Regions from separate parts of the Homo sapiens genome. Here all the other regions are linked to region 3. Evidence: chromatin contacts called from ENCODE Hi-C or POLR2A ChIA-PET data. All regions are on one chromosome and are shown on one strand. The core of a region is the stretch at or near the end of the contact, and the rest is flanking DNA. Distances in the headings are between cores, read along the strand shown.

The links. A loop is a pair of places that touch in the nucleus more often than their neighbours do. ChIA-PET counts read pairs that join two places held with the same protein, here RNA polymerase II (POLR2A). Pooled maps may share reads with other maps.
Region 1: a loop to region 3 is called in a pooled map, with 4 times the contacts of the local background. The contact joins the enhancer-like site here to the promoter of TGIF2 in region 3. A Hi-C loop is called at or near these places in 1 of 37 single-sample maps with no recorded cell type and 1 of 50 pooled maps. POLR2A ChIA-PET finds 5 or more read pairs at or near these places in 2 of 52 experiments (Caco-2 and HCT116).
Region 2: a loop to region 3 is called in a pooled map, with 3 times the contacts of the local background. The contact joins the enhancer-like site here to the promoter of TGIF2 in region 3. A Hi-C loop is called at or near these places in 1 of 50 pooled maps. POLR2A ChIA-PET finds 5 or more read pairs at or near these places in 2 of 52 experiments (Caco-2 and activated T-cell).
Region 4: a pooled map shows a loop between it and region 3 (10-fold over the local background). The contact joins the enhancer-like site here to the promoter of TGIF2 in region 3. A Hi-C loop is called at or near these places in 2 of 37 single-sample maps with no recorded cell type and 8 of 50 pooled maps. POLR2A ChIA-PET finds 5 or more read pairs at or near these places in 14 of 52 experiments (B cell, BJ, GM10248 and 9 more).

What each region holds. Positions count from the first base shown.
Region 1 is chr20:36,097,072-36,099,771 of GRCh38, forward strand. It overlaps a transcript of EPB41L1 not described here. Among named protein-coding and RNA genes, the nearest start is that of NORAD, 47 kb to the left of the region's middle. RefSeq lists an enhancer at 657-1,165. Within about 2 kb of position 1,425, at least 17 of the 41 ENCODE cell types and tissues checked have a DNase peak (open chromatin) inside an H3K27ac peak, as active enhancers do.
Region 2 is chr20:37,070,536-37,073,235 of GRCh38, forward strand. The region is part of intron 2 of RBL1 (RB transcriptional corepressor like 1); the gene reads right to left. Among named protein-coding and RNA genes, the nearest start is that of RBL1, 24 kb to the right of the region's middle. Within about 2 kb of position 1,281, at least 5 of the 41 ENCODE cell types and tissues checked have a DNase peak (open chromatin) inside an H3K27ac peak, as active enhancers do.
Region 3 is chr20:36,572,275-36,574,974 of GRCh38, forward strand. TGIF2 (TGFB induced factor homeobox 2) reads left to right here and starts at 1,323. Exons shown (of 3, transcript NM_021809.7): 1 at 1,323-1,471. It overlaps TGIF2-RAB5IF (TGIF2-RAB5IF readthrough), which reads left to right and starts at 2,241. Exons shown (of 5, transcript NM_001199535.2): 1 at 2,241-2,361. It overlaps DLGAP4-AS1 (DLGAP4 antisense RNA 1), which reads right to left and starts at 1,001. Exons shown (of 5, transcript NR_109939.1): 1 at 638-1,001. RefSeq lists an enhancer at 440-499 and silencers at 1,000-1,319, 1,350-1,439, 1,510-1,679.
Region 4 is chr20:36,842,161-36,844,860 of GRCh38, forward strand. The region is part of intron 1 of MTCL2 (microtubule crosslinking factor 2); the gene reads right to left. Among named protein-coding and RNA genes, the nearest start is that of MTCL2, 20 kb to the right of the region's middle. Within about 2 kb of position 1,336, at least 17 of the 41 ENCODE cell types and tissues checked have a DNase peak (open chromatin) inside an H3K27ac peak, as active enhancers do; they include B cell, where a contact is called at or near this core.

The DNA of each region.
Region 1 (2,700 bases), core at 175-2,674, 480 kb before region 3:
CTAGCTTGGGTTCTGTGTCTTCCTGGATTAGGTTTGTACTGGAATGAGAAGAGGAAAAGTATTGAAAGAGGAATCCAAATATCTGCGTCCATGCCTTGTTATGTGACTGAGGGCCAATCACTTTCCCCTTTTGGCACGTGTCCATCTCTGTAAAATGAAGGTATTGGGATGGGTGGCACACTTAGTAGTGGTTACTAGCACTGGCTCTACAGTCATTCGGGGCTTGCCATGTACTAGCTGGGGGGACTAGGGCAAGTGATTCCATTTCCTCATTTCCTTACTTGTAAAACAGGACCAGTACTAGTATCTGTTTCACAGGATTGTTTTGATAATTAAATGAGATAACATCCTTGGAATGCTTAGCATAATGTGAGTGCATAAGAAACATTTGATAAATGTCAACTATTATGACCATTATTGCTACTCCACAATTCAGCTCAACATTCTTGAAGGCCTTTGTATTGGGCCCTAGGCCTACAAAAACAGAAATGAATCCAGCAGTATTCACAGGTTGGGGGTGGGAGCAGACATGTAAAGATGCAATACCACCGCAAGGACAATGTACAAGCTGCCAGGGTGTGGCTGTTTATGGAGGAAAAGGCTTCCTGGAGGACAGAGATGGTGTTTGGGCTGGATTTTACCGTCTGGGTATTTGAAATAGCATGTGCAAAGGCAGAACGGCTTCTTAGGGGAACCCCAAATAGTTCCACATGGTTGGAATAGGAGGTGGTGAGTGGCAGGGATGAGGGTGGAGGAGTGAATGACTGGAGATAAAGCTGAGAGGAAGATTAGGGACAGATCTGGTGCAGGCCAAAGAGCCTGAGCAAGTCCTGCAGACGGCAGGGAGCTGGGGAAGAGGAGTAAGCCAACCAGGAAGGATCAGATTTGCATTTCAAAAACACAGCTCTCCAGGTGGTGACAGAGGATGGTTGGTCTGGGAGGAAGGGAAGGACTGTTGACCTGGAGACCTGGGCACAGAGGCTGCTAAACAAGCTCAATGGGAGGCCCCACTGGGGTGGATAGATACCTAGAACAGGCTGTTCTAGGAAGCTTTTTCCTCTGTAAGCCTGTCTTCAGCCTGGTTTCACGACAGCCTGGCCCTGGAAGGTGCAGGAGAGGTGAGAGTGACTTCTCATGAGGAGCCTCTGGGTCCTCTTTAACCTCTAAAGCTGCCTAATGAGTGGGAATCTGAAAAACAGAGTTTGAGGGTCCTAGGTCTGCTACTCAAAGGATGCACAGTGTATTAACTTCCTAGGGGTGCTGTCATGAAGCACGCAAACCAGGTAGCTTTGAACCACAGACATTTACTCCCCCACTTGTGGAGGCTAGAAGTCTGAAATCCAGGTGTCAGCAAGGTTGGCTCCTTCTGGAGGCTCTGGGGCAATCTGTTTCCTGCCTTTCTCCTAGCTTCTGGTGGTTGCCAGCAATCTTTGGCATTTCTTGGCTTGCAGCTGCATCTGCCTCTGTCGTCACGTGGCTTTCTCTCTGTTTCATTTCCTCTTCTAAGGACACCAGTCATATGGGATTTAGAACCCACCCTAGTCCAGTATGACCTCATTTGAACTTGAGTAATTGCATCTGCAAAGACCCTGTTTCCAAATATGGTCACATTATGAAGTTTTAGGTAGACATAAATTTGGGTTGGGAGGGGACACTGTTCAACCCAATACATGCAGGAAGTTGGGGAGGAGTGCATGCCTTTTAGTTCCACAGGGCTACATCCAAATTTAGGCTTTGCAGTGGAGCCTCTATGAAATGGAGACAGTAGGCCAGGCATGGTTGCTCACGCCTGTAATCCCAGCACTTTGGGAGGCCGAGGTGGGCAGATCATCTGATCAGATTTGTATTTCAAATTTGAGTGATCTGAGGCGGATTATTCCTGAGGTCAGGAGTTTGAGACCAGCCTGGCCAACATGGTGAAACGCTGTCTCTACTAAAAATACAAAAATTAGCCAGGCGTGGTGGCGGGCACCTGTAATCCCAGCTACTCGGGAGGCTGAGACAGGAGAATTGCTTGAACCTGGGAGGCGGACATTGCAGTGAGCTGAGATTGTGCCACTGCACTCTAGCCTGGGTGACAGAGCAAGACTCCGTCTCGAAAAAACAAAACAAAACAAAACAAAGAAATGGGACAGTAGCACCTACAGTAGTGTCATGGTCATGAGACTTGATCAAAATAACAGATATGAGCATGCCTAATGAGGTAGTACACAGTAGGCACTCAATACCTACTTCCTTTCCAGCTCTCCCTTCTCTGCACTTAGGAGCTTGGACAAGTCACCTAATCTTGCTTTACTTTCCTCATCTATCAAATGTGAATAATCATCATCCAGCCCTGCCTACTTCACCAAATTGCGATCCCAGGAGATAATGAGAAAGCTCTTTGTAAATTGCTTAAGGGCTTGTAGCTGTGATTTTTAATTATAATAATAATCATCATAATAACCCTTGGCCATTGTCATATCCGCTGCATTCTCCTCAGAGCCCAGCCCAGCCCAGCCCGCTCCTCTCCTGAGACAGGTCCTCTTTGCCTGTTTGTGCTCAGAGGCATCCCATGAAGTGTCGCCTCTGTCTGAGTTGGGAGGACCTTAGAGATGGTCCTTGCCGTTGCCCTTATTAGCCTGAGGAGGGAAACATGCTCAGGGAGAAAAAGTGACACCCGCAAAGTCACACAGCTGGTCAGTGGTAATTGGAACACCT
Region 2 (2,700 bases), core at 31-2,530, 500 kb after region 3:
TCCCAAATGGAAAGACAATTCCATTTTCCAAATGGGAATTTGATTACAAAGCACCAGATTGTTACAGGTTAGGAGTAAAATTCAAGAGTTTGAGTTCCAATGTGTGGTTCCACAACCAAAAGTAAAGAAGGTAGCACATACTCAGAAAAAAACTTAATAGTTCTGGTGCCCAGGTTGGAGTGCAGTGGCACCACCTTGGTTTACTGCAACTTCCACCTCCTGTGTTCAAGCAAGCCACCGTGCCCAGGCCAATTCTGGGTACATTTTTTTATGTCCCTATGTTAACGTGGTCTTAGATAGAAAACTTGTCATGTCAAAGCTCACTTAATTAAAGGTCTAGCAATATATACAGAATAATACTTGTAATTTTTTTTTTTTGAGATGGAGTCTCAGTCTGTCACCCAGGCTGGAGTGCAGTGGCATGATCTTGGCTCACTGCAACCTCTGCATCCCAGCTTCAAGCAATTTTCCTGCCTCTACCTCCTGACAGCTGGGACTACAGGTGCACACCACCATGCCTAGCTAATTTTTGTATTTTTAGTAGAGACAAGGTTTCACCATGTTTGCCAGGATGGTCTTGAACTCCTGACCTCAGATGATCCACCTGCCTCGGCCTCCCAAAGTGCTGGGATTACAGGCATGAACCACTGCACTCGGCCCTATGTTCTGATTATTTCATGTAGATTGGAAAGGCTTACTTGAGTCCATTTCGCCTGGCCAATACTTATAATTTCTTTTTAAGGTGACAGAAGACATTAATAGCAAATCATCCAAAGCTATTTAATGTGGTTTGGATGTTTTGTCCCCTCCAAATCTCATGTTGCAATGTAATTTCCTTGGCTGGGCATGGTAGCTCATGCCTGTAATCCCAACACTTTGGGAGGGTGAGGCTGGAGGATCACCTGAGCCCACCAGTTTGAGACCAGCTTGGGCAACACAGTGAGATCTCGTCTCTACAAAAAATTTAAAAGTTAGCAAAGCATGGTGGTGTGTGACTGTGGGCCCAGCTACTCAGGAAGCTGAGGCAGGAGGATCACTTGAGCCTGAGGGGTTGAAGCTGCAGTGAGTCATGAACATGCTACTGCCTGGGCAAGAGAGTGAAAGCCCGTCTCAAAAAAATAAAAAAGAAACGTGACCTCCAATGTTGGAGGTGGGCCTAGTGGGAGGTGTTTGGGTCATGGGAGCAGATCCCTCATGAATGGCTTGGTGCTCTCCTCATGGTAGTGAGTTTAGTTGTCACTCACCTGAGATCTGGCTGTTTAAAAGTGTGGCACTTCCCACCCTCAATTGCTCCTGCTCTCATCATGTGATGTGCCTCCTCCCCCTTCACCTACCGTGACTGTAAACTTCCTGAGGCCCTCACCAGGAGCAGATGCCAGCCCCATGCTTCCTATACGGCCTGCAGAACCCTGGGCCAAATAAATCTCTTTTTTTAAATAAGTCACCCAACCTCAGGTATTCCTTCATAGCAACGTAAAACGTCCTAATACAGCATTCAAACTCTGGACATGCTGATATAATCTGAGACTCTTAAGGACCTCATTAAAAGATTCTTACCAACAGCAGCAAAAAATTTGTCAGATTACTAAATATTTTTTGGCTTACAAAAAATTATGCTCCCTTACAGAGGACTTTAAAAATTTTGTTTTTTGGCCGGGTGCAGTGGCTCACGCCTGTAATCCCAGCACTTTGGGAGTCCGAGGCAGGTGGACAACCTGAGGTCAGGAGCTCGAGACCAGCCTGACCAACATGGAGAAACCCTGTCTCTACTAAAAATACAAAATTAGCCGGGCGTGGTGGCACATGCCTGTAGTCCCAGCTACTCCGGAGGCTGAGGCAGGAGAATTGCTTGAACCCGGGAGGTGGAAGTTGCGGGGAGGTGGAAGTTGCGGGGAGGCGGAAGTTGCGGTGAGCTGAGATCGCACCATTGCACTCCAGCCTGGGCAACGAGAGCGAAACTCCGTCTTAAAAAAAAAAGACTGTTTTTATTTTTGGATGATCACATTTTGCATGTGAAACCCTCTGCTTTGAGGACATTTCCACTTTTGAGCCTTGTCTACCACTAAACAGATCAGCTTTACTGGAAGCTAGGATGAAGGCATATAATCTGATATCCTTTATCAGATACATCTGCTTGAGATTTTGAATCTGAAGCTGCTGGTGCAGAGAAGTGAAGAAGTGGTGAATTCTTAGAGCAGGATCAATCTCCTGGGGCAAATAAAGTGGCAATGTCCAGGGACAGCATTGCTAGCCATGCAAACTATGTCCCTGCTAGATGGATTCTGTGATATGCTCTTTGGCTGTGTGGCCAGCATCCTTTTGTTCCTGGCCTTTTCTAAGCGTAGTTTTCTTAAGTCATCCTAAAGATTTTATCACCTATCCAATACTTCTTTTAGGTCAGGCAAAGTTGGTAAGTGATATCTCTTATTTTTTTGAGATAGGGTCCCGCTCTGTCACTCAGGCTGCAGTACAGTGGCATGATTGTGGCTCACTGCGGGCTTGACTTCCTGGGCTCAAGCAATCGATCCTCCCGCTCCAGCCTCCCAAGTAGCTGGGACCACAGGTATGTGCCCCCACACCCAGCTAATTTTAAAATGTTTTTTAGAGACAGGGGTATCACTTTTTGTTGCCTAGACTGATACTTGCTTTTTATAAACAAGAGCCTTGACTACATCATCATATAATCCATTGTACATACTA
Region 3 (2,700 bases), core at 73-2,572:
TCCCTGTCTGTGAAATGGAGAGCAACAGGCAGTGCCACTGACATTTCACCCGCTGCCGTGAGGAGGTTTTTAACATTTGCAGGAAGTCTGGCTTCTATGGGGTGTCCAGGTGAAACCTTAACAATCTTTAATCAGCATTCTGATTGGCTTAAGGCTTGTTTGGAAAAAATTAAGAGTTTTGTTCCTAGAGTTCTCCATTGCTAAAGGGTAATTAAGTCCAAAAGCTGTTTTCAAAGCGATTTCCAAGCTCAAGGGCCCTAGATATCTGGACCTAGCCGTGTCCGGGTACAGGGCTGGGGGGCGTGGGGGGATGCCCTAAGAGGCTGGTTAACAGAAATATCACAGTATGTGGTACCCACAGCAGAGAGCAGGGAAGAATGTACTGACTGGGGTGGGGGAGGCCAAGGAAAACCTTCTGGAGTAGGGTGTAACTGGCAGAAGAGGAAAAAGAAACCAGACAGGAACTCCGGGAGCTCCTGGACTGATCGTTTAAGGCCGGGCACAAGGGGTAAGGGATCAGGCTTCACTATCGACCGACCTGGGCTGAATGATACCGGTTGACTGTGTGACAAAAGCAAATCAAGAACCTCTCTGCGGCTCATGAGTAAGCCAGAGACTTACATAGGACAACACATACCCTATCACCCGAGGATGAGACGGGATGACACACACGAAGTGCCCCGCACAGCGTCGTTGTAAAGCGTTGGCTGTTTTCACCTCTGGCCGCCCCCTGTGAGCCCGATCATGTGCTTTTTGGGCTTAGGTCGGAGGCGGCCTCCCAGATTCTACAGGCCATTGAGGTCGTAACAAGCGTCTCCATCAGAGCCTAGTCCTTAACTAGCTGCGGGTAAGTGCCCGGACTAAGTGGCCTCAGTTTCCCCTCGAAGCAACGGGACCAATCGCACCGCCGGCAGGACATCTTGTGCGGGGCGCGAAGTGACAAAAGTCAGGATTTGCAGAAGTTCCCACTCGGTAACGACCCCCACCCCGGCAAGGAGCACAGTAGGCGCTCCGGAAACGCCCTCCACGAGGAGGGCCGGGCCACTTCCTGCCCCCGAGCGGGCTCTCCCCGGCGGAGGCTCCCACCGCCGCTATGGGTAGGCCATGCAGCATTCCTGAGGGCGGGGTGGGCGCAGGAAGAAGGTGCCCGCGGCCCCGCCCCCTCCGGGCGCGCTGGGCGGGGCGAAGCCCCTCGGCGCCGACGGCCCGCCCCGCGGGGGGTGGGCGCAGCTCGTCGCGCTCCGCACAAAGTTTGTTTTCTCCCTCCGGGCGGGTGGGGGAGGGCGCAGAGGGCGCGGGGGGAGGAGAGGGGATCTGACGTCAGGCCGCGAGGTGCTTTCCAGCCGCGAGCTGTCAGGCCGAGTGTCAGGCCGGGCAGGTACGCGGCGCGCGCCCCCGGCGCCCCCCGCTCCCCGCCGGGACGCCCCGCGCCGAGCCGGAGGCCGCGTGGACCCGAAAGCCGCTGGGAAAAGTCAGTGCAGGGAGCAGCAGAGGGCCAGATGGGGGTGGGGGCGCGCGGACAACTTGGAAAGTTTCTTTTTCTCGGCCGGACGGGGAGGGGGCGTCGTCCTGGCGCGTGCGGTAGGGGGTGTGTGAGCTCGGGGGTGTTTGTGAGTCCCGACGGCCCCCGGGGGGTGTTTGTGAGTCCCGACGGCGCTGCGCTCCGGGGGCCGGTGGGGGACTGTTCCAGCCCCCGGGAGGAAGCCCGCTTGGGGCCCTGGTGGGGGGCCCAGCTTCATAGGATCCCACCCCAGGAGAGGGCCGATCCTGCACCGGACCTGAGTGAGCGCGCGGGGGGACGGATTTGTTTGGTTTCAAAAGTGCACGTTGCTAACCGCCAGCAGGGCCCCCCCGCCGCCGAGCCGGACAGGGGGCGGCCGAGAGTGACAGCTGGGGGTGGGGGCCGCGGGAAGGGCCCGGAGCGGGGGGGCCCTGGGGAGCCCGCGCGAGTTCCCCTTTCCTTTGGAACAAAGGAAAGTCTGTCTCCGAGGCATCTGTCACTCCCAGGCTGGCCAAGGAAGCGGGGCGCGTGGGGCCGGCGCCCCGGAGAAAGTTTGTTCGCGCCGGGACCCTCGGGCAGGCCGAAGGTGATCCAAGCCTCCCGCGGGAGAAGCGCGTAGTCTCCGGGGCAGGGGGCGGCCAACATGGAGTCTGGGCGCAGGGCTGGGGGGGGGGGGGCGGCGCGGAGGTGGGAGCCCAGCCCCCTCCCCTCCCTTCCCCTCCCCTCCCCCTCCGGGCCCAGTTCGGAGCACAAAGCCGAGCGCGCACGCTCCGCCGTCCCCGCGCCCCGAAGAGTCGGCCAGCCCCGAACTGCCGGAGTAGGGGTGGGAACCAAACTTTTTCCTGCCCCGGGACAGACACGTGAGTTTTCTTTCTTCCAGAGCCCCCGTCCCACCGGGATGGCGGGCCCGCGCGGGAGCTGGTGCGCGGAGTCGGCCCGGGGTGTGGGGACTGTGGGGTGCAAGCGCCCCGAGCGCCGGACGATTCCTCGCCGACCCAGGAGCCATGTGCTCCGACTCGGTCTGGGCCGCGGGGGAGGTTGCGCGCTTTGTCTGAACTGCTGGGAATGCGGGCGTGAGTGCGCGGCCCGGGGGAGTGTCGGGACCAGCTAGGGGAGTTGTCAGAAAGTTCGTGCGGGAGTGGCTGCAGGTGGCGTCGTGGGAGTCTGTAGGAGGGTGTACGGGATGTTGTGTCGAGGGG
Region 4 (2,700 bases), core at 86-2,585, 270 kb after region 3:
TTCTATGTTTAATAGTTTGTCTCCCAGCCAAACCATGAGTGCCTGGAGGCAACCCCATTTGGCCTAGCAGGTGGTAGCCTCCCAACAAATATTAACTGAATGGATGCATGCATGTTTAGTCAGGTCAAAAACAACAAAAAAGACATACGAATGTGCAACAATCATTAGATACTAAGTGTAAGGGGGAGGGAAGTAGAATTACGCAGAAGAAATGCATAATTATTATGTCTCATACAAATGTGAAAACCTAGTCACAAATGGGAATGATAATACCTACTCTTAATGTGACCGAATGATTTAAATAAGATTGTATACTAAGAAGGGAAACTGGCCAGGTGCGGTGGCTCACGCCTGTAATCCCAGCGCTTTGGGAGGCCAAGGCGGTCAGATCGCCTGAGGCCAGGAGTTCAAGACCAGCCTGGCCAACATGGTGAAATCCCGTCTCTACTAAAAATACAAAAATTAGCCAGGCATGGTGGTGGGCACCTGTAATCCCAGCTACTCGGGAGGCTGAAGCAGGAGAATCATTTGAACCTGGGAGGCAGAGGTTGCAGTGACCCAAGATCATACCACTGCACTCCAGCCTGGGCAGCAGAGCGAGCCTCTGTCTCACAAAATAAAAAAAAAGAGAAACAGAGTCACCAGGGATGAATGACCTGCTAAAGGCATCCCTGAGGAGCCAGGGGAAGCACCGAGGATGGCAGTGATGGAAGCAGGGGTGGGGGGTCCAAGGGGCAAGAAGGCCTCTGTGGGCCCTGGAGAGGGCAGATCTGGAGAGCCGGATTCCTCAGCTCTCCCTACCCGTCTTTCCCCAAAGAAAACGGAAAGGAAGGGACTGGGAAGTGGGGTCTCGTATTCCTCCCTCCTCATGCTGCCACTGGGAGGAGGGAGTGTCCACTCTGCTCCCGTCAGAGGGACACCTCTGGCTTCTGTCCGAGCACCCCTCACCACACCCTCGCTGGGGCTGGGAGGAAGGGGGATCTGATTTTGTGCCTGTGAAAGGAACAAACATGGGGTTCTCTCTCTTCACTCCTGCCTGCCCAGATGGGGAGGACTGCTCTGCTCTTCCAATGGTCAGCCTGGTAGGATGGCTCCCTGTGAGGAAGGGGGTACGACTGGGGTTGCCAGCGCCCCCTGAGGCTGGATGGATTTAACTCAGAGTCAGGGTTAGGGAGCCCTGCCCTCCAGGCCAGTTCTCACAAGCTCGAGAGGTTTTCCTGCCCATCGGTTTGACTCCTGGGGCTGCAGAGAACAGTCACTTTGCCAGCCCCCCACCCCCACCTCCACCCTCATAGACTCACCACCCCACCAGCATACCACGTGGACAGAACCAGAGTGGAGAGGAGGAAGTGGAACAGTAAATGATCACACCAGTTAAAAAAATGAGGAAGTGAAGGATCCACGCGCTGTTTCAGGCAGCCGGTGAAGGAAGCATGAAGGAAAGATCACTCAGGAAGTGCAAGCCGGTAGGCTAGGCCAGCCTCCAGATGGATCTGTGTTCAAATCCTAGCCATGCCGGTTACCAGCACCTCACTTATTATCTCTAGAAAGTTAAAATGACAGGATATGGTGATGGAAAGAATAGGAGGGTCTAAGTGGACCCCAAGCTCAGGTTGAACCAAGGGGAAATGCACACAACCCTATGATGCTGGGCTACATTAACAAATGCATGACATTTAGATCATGGGAGGTAACATCTCTTACACAAGATCACACCCAGAGCACTAGAGTCATTTTTGGAAATCATTTTTTTTAACTTTTAAATGACTGATTTTCTTATTTATAAAACAGGCCAGGTCGGGCACGATGGCTCACGCCTGTAATCCCAGCACTTTGGGAGGCCAAGGCCGGCAGATCACGATGTCAGGAGTTTGAGACCAGCCTGGCCAACATGGTGAAACCCCATCTCTACTAAAAATATAAGAATTAGCCGGGCGTGGTGGTGCACGCCTGTAATCCCAGCTATTCAGGAGGCTGAGGCAGGAGAATTGCTTGAACCCAGGAGGCGGAGGTTGCAGTGAGCTGAGATCATGCCACTGCACTCCAGCCTGGGTAACAGAGCGAGACTCTGTCTCAGAAAAAAATAAAATAAAATAAAATAAAATAAAGCACTGGCAGGGCACAGTGGCTCACCCCTGTAACCCCAGCACTCTGAGAGGCTGAGGCAGGAGGATCACTTGAGCCCAGGAGTTGAAGACCAGCCTGGGCAACACAGTAAGACCTCATCTCTACAAAAAAAAAATAATAATAATAATAATAATAACAACAATAATAATAATGTATTACATCCAAATAGGCCGTGACTTTAAAAATGGCTATCATTGGCCAGGTGCGGTGGCTCATGCCTGTAATCCCAGCACTTTGGGAGGCTGAGGTGGATGGATTACCTGGTCTGGTAGTGCACCTGTGGCCCCAGCTACTTGGGAGGCTGGGGTGGGAGGATTGTTTGAGCCCAGGAGGTTGGGGTTCTGTTGAACTATGATTGCACCACTGCACTCCAGCCTGGGTAACAGAGCAAGAACCTGTCTCTAAAAGTAAAACATGATCATAGAGACAGTTTTGAAAATAGAGAAAACAGGCCAGGTGCAGTGGCTCACGCCTGTAATCCCAGCACTATGGGGAGACCGAGGCGGGCGGACCATTTGAGGTCAGGAGTTCGAGACCAGCCTGGGCAACTTGGTGAAACCCTGTCTTTACTAA